Linked DNA regions of Homo sapiens: all the other regions are linked to region 1. A link is a contact called in ENCODE Hi-C or POLR2A ChIA-PET data. All regions are on one chromosome and are shown on one strand. The core of a region is the stretch at or near the end of the contact, and the rest is flanking DNA. Distances in the headings are between cores, read along the strand shown. Region 1 overlaps LOC105373456 (a long non-coding RNA gene). Region 2 has its middle 94 kb from the start of LINC01376. Region 3 has its middle 110 kb from the start of MIR4757.

Region 1 (2,700 bases), core at 64-2,563:
GGTTCCTAGGTGTAACTCAGCTTTCTTGTAGACAGAAAAGAGGAGTATCCCCCATCATTCAGCTTCTCTTGTACCCCCTCTTTTCTGCAAATTACAGTAAACAAAGGTGAACAGGAGAGATGAGTAAGAACACAAATCTTAACCCAGTCGTTTCTTTCTGCATGGGGTGTGCTGAGTCGTCCTGCCTTTGCCTTCTTGTATTGCACAGAAAAACCTTCAAGCAGCCAAAGGAAAATGCCTCATCTTTGAGTGAAATTCTTGTAGGTATTGCAAAAGGAGTTAGAGGGACTTATCCCGCCTGCACATTTCTACAACATTGTACAAGTTAGAAAATGTTGCTTGTAGATTGTAGTTGACAGTGTTCTTAGAAAAGTAACAACCGTAGCATTTCTTTGAGGTCCTACATTCATTTAGCTTTCTGCTTTCTTCTCCCTTGATTTAGAATTTTATTTTTCCTGAAGAACAATTTTTTATGCTGCCAATGCACACAATGCAAAATAGCAAAAATTTGATTTTTCTCCCACAATTAAACTATACTTTTCTACATTAGGTTAGATATTCGTGGTAAAAAGCAATAATTATGAATTATTGTTTTTTCTCACTTTTTAGAATCTGCACATCTTAAAATAGTTTTAAGCACTTTTAAGGAATTTGCTTCAGTTTGTTTTGGATGACATTTATTTTTTTCCTCCCTCTGAAACAAATATATTTTTTCTTTTTTCTTTTATCCCTCCTCTTTTGTAATTCATATTACCAATGAAAGCCCTTTTGAACAAGCAAACGAAAATCCTGTGATAATTGAAATAGAAGCATCCAAATATGATGTCCTGGTAAATATTTATAAATATGAGATACAGACTTTCTTCTGATGCCCTCAAATGCTGGTCACCATAGAGCACTGAAAAGAATTATGACTCAATAAACTGCATGCTGACATATAACTAAATAAGTAAATAACTGGAGTGAAGGCCAACTGCTGCTTAACAGCTTCCCCAGTTACGTACACACTTTCAAACAAGCATGAAATGTAGGTCTCTGGACATCGCTTAAAAGAACCACAAATAAACAGAGTGTGATCCCACACTCCTATTCCTTCCGGACAGCTAGAAAGCTTGGCTGGGAATTGGGGTGGTTTTTGTTGCTCTTCTGTCCTGTGCACTGTAAACACAAACCCTGCTCAGAGCACCAGGGTCGTGCTGCTGCTGACAGAGTCACTGAGCCTGGAAAAGTGAGGAGTCGAAGAGCCTGTGACCTTTGGCCCATCACCTCACCTCCGATTTTGCAAAGAATCACGCTCCAGACTTGGATACGTCGATTGTAACATCTGGGCTAAGTCAGCCGAAGGGACAGGGAGCCTGATTTGCCAGTTCTCAAGTGTGGCTCTCTTTTTTCACATGCAAGATATATGTTAAGCTCAAGCTCTGCAGTTTGGGGTCAAACAGATGCCAAAATAGTAGAACATTTTCATGGAATACATACCTTTTACATTAAACATAAGGTTGAAGCTGAAAGGCTCGTTAGATGTTATCTATTGTGACTTTTTCTTTCTACATATAAGGAAACTGAGGCAAAGAACAGAGTTCACAATAGAGCTCAAATGCCCTCGTTCTTGGACCACTGCCATCCTTGGACGTTTAACTGTCTGTATCAGTTACCTGTAGCTACATAGCAAACCATTCCAAAAGTAATGATGTCAAACAACAATGATTTATTATTTGTCACAATTCTGTGTTTGCTTAGGCTCACTCAAACCACTAACATGCACCAGGCCAGTTGGCTGGAGGCTGGGCTCACCTGCATGGCTGAGATGGCTGGGCTCTTTCTCTCTACTTGGTCTTTCACCCCAGACTTCTTCACAGCTTGAGGATTCGTGGAAAGAGATCCAAGAGGTCAAGCCCTGGTGGGTGGGCTTTTAATAAATACCCACTTACTGTCTTTGTTGATATCCACTGTCCAAAGCAAATCGCTTAGCCCAACTCAAAATGAAGTGGAAGAGGAATGCACAAGAGTGTGCATCAGTCAGGAGAAGCCTGACCAATTGTGGGGTGGTTACTGCAACAATCTTCTGTACTGCTTATGAAAATGCTCCCCCAAGCGTTCTATATAATAATGGTATCCTGCAAGATAGTAAGCAGCCTTCCTAGCAAAAAGAATCTCCCTAGTCAAGTTTGTAAGAGTTTCTCGAAGAAGAAGAGGTGAAAATGGCATTTTCCAAATGTATTTGACTGAGATTTTCTTTTCCTTGTAAAACAGCTATTAATATCATGGAAAACACTTTTGAAAAGACAAGCCTCGGGCATTAGTACCTACAGGGTATTAGTACTACTACTAATGCCTTATTAAGTCAACAAGACCTTTGCAAAATCCCTGAAGATCTTCTGGTTTTCAGATTCATGTCTTTTCATTTTTTACTGGATCATCTTTTTTTTTTTTTTTTTTTTTTTTTTTTGAGTCTCGCTCTCTCACCCAGGCTGGTGTGTGGTGGCACAATCTCAGCTCACTGCAACTTTCCACCTCCTGGGTTCAAGTGATTCTCATGCCTCAGCCTCCCGAGTAGCTGGGATTTACAGGCACCTGCTACCATGCCCAAGCAATTTTTGTATTTTTATTAGAGACCAGGTTTCACCACATTGGCCAGGCTGCTCTCAAACTCCTGACCTCAAGCAACCCGTCCGCCTCGGCCTCTCAAAATGCTGGGAT
Region 2 (2,700 bases), core at 143-2,642, 370 kb after region 1:
GACCAAATTCCTAATGACTCTTGCACCAGCCCCACCTTCATCCCCATTGCCATTGCCCACCTGGCAGCTACTGCTGTTCCGAAGAGGCCTGAGGGGCACAGTTACTAAGATTATGTTTGAAAATATTTCATAGGAGTCCAAAATCACAATGCCATCCTAAAACAAATGTTTATTAACCAGCTATTCCATCAGGCTGGTTGAGAAAGAGCGTGTTATACATACATCTCATGATTTATTCTTCAGAGCAAACTTATCTGGAAGAGGGAACAGAAACTCAAAGAAGTTGTCTAAGGTCCAGTACCAGTATTGTCAGAGCAGCGAATTGTCATCCACCAGATATCATTGTATTCTTCTGTTTCAGCTCCTCTCATACAGCGTTTGCCTATGAGTATAGTGTTTGTCTCACTTTATGAGTCCTCTTCACTCGGTGGTGATCATGTGGAGGACAGAATCGTGGAGGACAGAATCATGGCAGATAGTGCTTGAAACCCCTAGAGTAACCCCAAAAGATCTGGGCACAGAGCTTTTGAAAACTTGATTTTAAAAAGAATTTAATATTTGTACTAAATATATACATATTGATCAGTATCTGAATATGTTAATTTCTACATGCACCATTTGCCCAATATTTCATTTCTGATTTAGAAATTTTAGAAAGCACAATATGTGTGCATCTTTAGAAGTATAATTGTAGTCAGCACAATGTAAATTTTTGAAGAGTAAAAACATTTATACTTCAGGAACACAGTATCCCTGGGCAGAGACAAAAGGTACTTACATATATGCCAACTGACAAATGGAAAAATAAGGTCACCAAAGAAACTGTTACAATGGGAATCTTGTGTTTCTGATGTACATGTTCAGTTGGAGACATGAAATTTTCAAGAATCTCCGTCTACAGGAATGATGCCAGCTCTTCTCTCCTGCACATCCTCTCTGTGGATTAATCATCAGGCCCTGGTAACCACAATGTGACCACTATGTGAGGCGCCTTCTTCCCCAAAACAATGAAGTTCTGTCCGATTGTCTTTGGGAGGCATTTACAGCTCGAGGACATTGCTCTGTTTCATTGAAAGTACTCAGCGCTAGCGTCTTGGGACATGGCTGGAAGGGGTGTTGAGCCCGATTGGGTAATAACAGATGTTTCAGTGGGACACTGAGACATTCATACTGCAGGGCACCCAGCAGGGACACATTTTGAAAGGTGAGGAAAAGAAGAGGGAGCTTCACAGAGCATAGTGTGAGCATGCAGACCTATTACTCTGATACAGCCATGAGTGTCACAATCCCAAGTCCCCAGTGGGGTCTTCCCTATATAAAGGCTACATGAGGGAAAGAAGTCCAACTGCTAGATCTTCAACTCTGTTTCAATAACTGAGGAGATAAAATAGTTTCTGTTCATCTGGCTGCATAGGGTTCTGGAATGCAGTAGCTCTGCCCGAGGGGTCACTGCAGAGCACACAGAGGAACATTGTCATTCCCAGAAGAATGTGGCAGCCGCCCTGCACAGTAGGCTTGCCCCCCTCCACCCCCATATCTAAGAGCAGCAACCAAGAGTTCTTAAAATAATAAACAGCTGGCTGTGGGCTCGCTACACAAACTCCACAATTCCGGTACAATTCGACTTGACTGAACAGGTCTTAGACCACAGCACAGGAAACTCCAAGGTCCAAAGGCCTCCCACCCTTGCCCACCATGCCTGGGCACCCTTTAGAATGATTGTCCCAAAGCTTTGTGTCTGGGAGAGTCTCTTCTAGGAAGCAGCCAAGTGCAGAGGAATTCAAAGGCCTCTGTCTTGCTCTCTGTCTTCAGAGTATGGAACTACAAAGGTGGCCGGGGCTCTGAGTCTCTGCAGACCCTCAGAGCTGAAAGCAGAGACAACATCAGGGGAAGATGAGACAGAGCAGGAATCTAGATTCGGCTTATAGCAAAGACCCCTCTCCTGAACTTCTAGAGTGATACTGGGGCAAGCTGACAGTTACAGACTTATCTGCAGTCAGAAAAGCGAAAACAACAGAAGATGGGGAATCAAAGAAGCTGAAATTTGTTTCTGGCTCTGTCATCTGCAGATCATGTCACTCTGGATAGATTATTTAACTTTTCTGTGCCTCAGTTTTTCCATCTATAAAATGGGGATAATAGCAAACTTGTCCTGGGTGCCATGCCCATAGTAGATAACTAATAAATATGAATTATTTAATTAATTAGTGATTGAATGACTAGTACCTACCTCAAAGTTGCTTTGAGGATTAACTGAGGTTAATCTGTGACACTTGTTTCATAAATGGTAAGTCGTGCAGCATTCAGAAAGCACTGCAAAGAAACTGACCTCACTAAGAAGCCCTGAGAAGGGTTTCACAAAATGTGGGGTTTCACAAAATGAGAGCTGCTGAACATTCATTAAATGATATATTAACAGGTATTCAGCAGGGGAAAGTTTCCATGCAACAATATTCAAAACATTGTGAGATAAATTTAGATGGGTTTGGTCCTATATGACTTCTCAGGGTGTGTTGTAAATTTCCAAAAGAAATAAGATGCAGCTTTTTCTAAGCCCACTTGACTGTTGAATCCTTTTCACAAGGTTCTCAAGAAGTGGTGATACATTAGAAGACCCGGCTGGGGAAATGTACTTGTCTGTTCCCGCATTGCTCTAAAGAAATACCTGAGACTGGATAATTTATAAAGAAAAGAGGTTTA
Region 3 (2,700 bases), core at 52-2,551, 480 kb after region 1:
CAACTTATAAGATATTAATGGTCCTAATCCACTGGAAAAGATTGATTCTGTAAGTCAACAATGAGTGAGGAAGCCCAAATACAAATGCAGCCAGAACGCCAAGATGGTTGACAAGATGAAGCTTCTCCTTGGGCCCATAGACTGGGAGGATATTGGAGACAGTGATTGTGAATCATTTATCTCTGTACTTCCAGCCTAGGCCTTGGACCTGACACTCAGAGGATGCCTGATACTTTTTGAATAATGAATGAGTAAATCAATGAATCCAACAAACAGTGCTTGAGTTTGGAGTTATTCAGTATCTTCTTCCCCTGATGCTTCCTCTTTCGACTTGTTCTCAGTGCTTGGAGAAGGGGGAAGGAAGAGCAGGAAGCCTTGCCAAGCCCCTTGCCAGGGAGGACACAAGCGAAAGAAACTTCAGCAAAAGCTCCCACTCCCAACCTCTCTGGTTGTCATGTCCCTTTGGCCCTTGCTGACTCAGTTCCCTAACCTTCAGATGCCTCCCCTCTGTCCTCTTGGAGGTGGCTGAGGAGAAGTTCTTGCACTCACAGGAGAAGGCCATTCATTCACCTTGACTTTCCTTTCTCAGAGTATTCTCTGGGAAAACTGAGCCCTTTTCATCTGCAATGTAGGAGCTGCCACCCTTTGGAGAATGTCAAGATCCAATTTTACATAAAGGGTTTCTTTTATTTCTTATTTCTATTTAAGGGAGAAAGAGAAGCAAGATTGATCCCAGTTTCTAACACAGATTGAAAATGGAGTTTTGCCAATTTTCTGTGTTTTACACTGCCATGCTCTGCTGGCCAAGGTAGGAGAGAAACAAGCAGCCTGTGTTCCTAGAGCATTTTTCTGAGAGCAGAAAGATGTCAGTTATTTGGATAATTGAGTGTCTGGCTGAAAATTTACCTGTGCCACATCTTTGAATAAAAAGGGTTTTGATTTAAAAATATCAGCAAAACAAACAGGATAACAAAGTAGAAATTTCTTTCTGATTTAATGAAATAACTATTTTTATGAATTATATAAGTAATGTTAATTATGATCCAATTCAATCTGCTTATTTAAACATATTTCATAAAACCCTCTATTAATCAGGAAGCATTTATTAGTCTAGTTTGGGTATACAACTGGCTTTCTTGGCTTTTGTTATCTTTGACAATTCAGATTTGTTACCAGAGATTGTCCACATCAGTGAAGTTTCATGAGCATTTTACCAGGGAAAATGTCTCCTGGAAAGATCCTGACACAGAGTAATTTGTCAGGACCTGCCCTGGCTTGAGAAAGGTGAAGAAGCTGCCTCACTGCTCTGAAAGTACAGGGTAGGTACACTGTGAGCTGTGGAAGGGAATGGAATGTATATGGAAAAGTCTTTTGACAGAGTTCCAAAACAGATGAATCTCCACTTGGTTTTGCAATCTTCAGTAGCATTGAGATCTTTCAGCATGCTGCTTCACGTGATAAAATTTTTAAAAGAGGTGAAGAAATTGGCCTGTGATGCAATAATTCCATCCGTGCCCCAAATATCTTGTAAACAAGGAGAGATTTTGAGTGTAGAGTGACTCTTTTCTTTCAGGAGCTTCCAGGGTAGGGTGGTGCTGAAGGAAAATGTTGACAAAGAACAGGAGTCTGATGAGGGCACTCTTCCTTCCTGCCCAGGGAGTCCTGCCAGCCATTCGTGGGCACCCTGACTCCCCTCACTAAACAAGTCTGGACTCAGAGCTGAGAAGGTATCCAGATGCTCCCTGGCCACAGCATTACTATTGGCTGTAAGTTTAAATTATCTGTCTATTAAGACACCCCTATTCATGGATGAGGGCAACAGAAAGCTAGCAAAACTGGGAAGGTGAGAGAACTCAGGTTTTCTGACACTCAGCTGAAGGAATTTACGTAATTCCCCTCTGCTTTTCATGGCCTGGCCCCAGGTGTTTGTGAAGAAAACATCAGCATATACCACCAATATCAATCATGCATTTTTATGCATCATAAGTAGGAGCTACACCATGATTTACCAAATAACTAGCCTATGAATGCCTTGTGGAGTCTCCTCTTCTCTCATCTCTCTCACTTTCTCCCTCTTCTCTTGTGGCTACCCACATACATACACACACATACACACACACACACACACACACACACACACACACACACACACGTACGTATTATCTGAGCTCCTCTTCAAAATCATCCAGGACCATGCCCACTAAAGTGGTCTCTCCACCCAATGAATTATCAAGCAATCCATATTCTAGAATAATATTTGAGGAGGCTGAGGGGCAGTGTGTGCATGCTTCCTGGCCTTATTCAATCAAGCATTCTGCTCTTGGTTTACTGTTTAATCCACCTTGAGCCTTTAGGTTTCATAAATGAAGTTCGTGAATAATTGCTCGGATAAGAATGGAAGATACGAGGGCTAGTAAGCCTCCTAATTTGTAAGATTGTGTATGCAAACAAAAAGTACCATTCTGGCTTAATGTGGTGTGGAGTATTATTCTCTCCACCAGAGATGTCTTGTTACTCCCAAAAGAATTGGAAGCTCTTAATCGAACACCTCACTACCTTTCTCAATGCCTTGCACTTAGTTGGCATGTGCTTAGTTAAGATATTCTGGTTGATGGGATCATTTCAGTGTACAAATAAGCACACAGCAGTTATGCTTCCCTCTCATCGCCACTTACATCCTCCATCCCACAGCCTTTCAGG

What was found. A loop is a pair of places that touch in the nucleus more often than their neighbours do. ChIA-PET counts read pairs that join two places held with the same protein, here RNA polymerase II (POLR2A). Pooled maps may share reads with other maps.
Region 2: a loop to region 1 is called in a map of mammary epithelial cell, with 6 times the contacts of the local background. The contact joins two enhancer-like sites. A Hi-C loop is called at or near these places in 2 of 168 maps with a recorded cell type or tissue (IMR-90 and mammary epithelial cell) and 4 of 50 pooled maps.
Region 3: a loop to region 1 is called in a map of IMR-90, with 4 times the contacts of the local background. The contact joins two enhancer-like sites. A Hi-C loop is called at or near these places in 1 of 168 maps with a recorded cell type or tissue (IMR-90) and 2 of 50 pooled maps. POLR2A ChIA-PET finds 5 or more read pairs at or near these places in 1 of 52 experiments (AG04450).

Annotation. Positions count from the first base shown.
Region 1 is chr2:18,751,143-18,753,842 of GRCh38, forward strand. All of the region lies in intron 4 of LOC105373456 (a long non-coding RNA gene), which reads left to right. Among named protein-coding and RNA genes, the nearest start is that of NT5C1B-RDH14, 160 kb to the left of the region's middle. Within about 2 kb of position 1,314, at least 3 of the 41 ENCODE cell types and tissues checked have a DNase peak (open chromatin) inside an H3K27ac peak, as active enhancers do.
Region 2 is chr2:19,120,084-19,122,783 of GRCh38, forward strand. No RefSeq gene overlaps it. Among named protein-coding and RNA genes, the nearest start is that of LINC01376, 94 kb to the left of the region's middle. Within about 2 kb of position 1,393, at least 5 of the 41 ENCODE cell types and tissues checked have a DNase peak (open chromatin) inside an H3K27ac peak, as active enhancers do.
Region 3 is chr2:19,234,075-19,236,774 of GRCh38, forward strand. No RefSeq gene overlaps it. Among named protein-coding and RNA genes, the nearest start is that of MIR4757, 110 kb to the right of the region's middle. Within about 2 kb of position 1,302, at least 2 of the 41 ENCODE cell types and tissues checked have a DNase peak (open chromatin) inside an H3K27ac peak, as active enhancers do.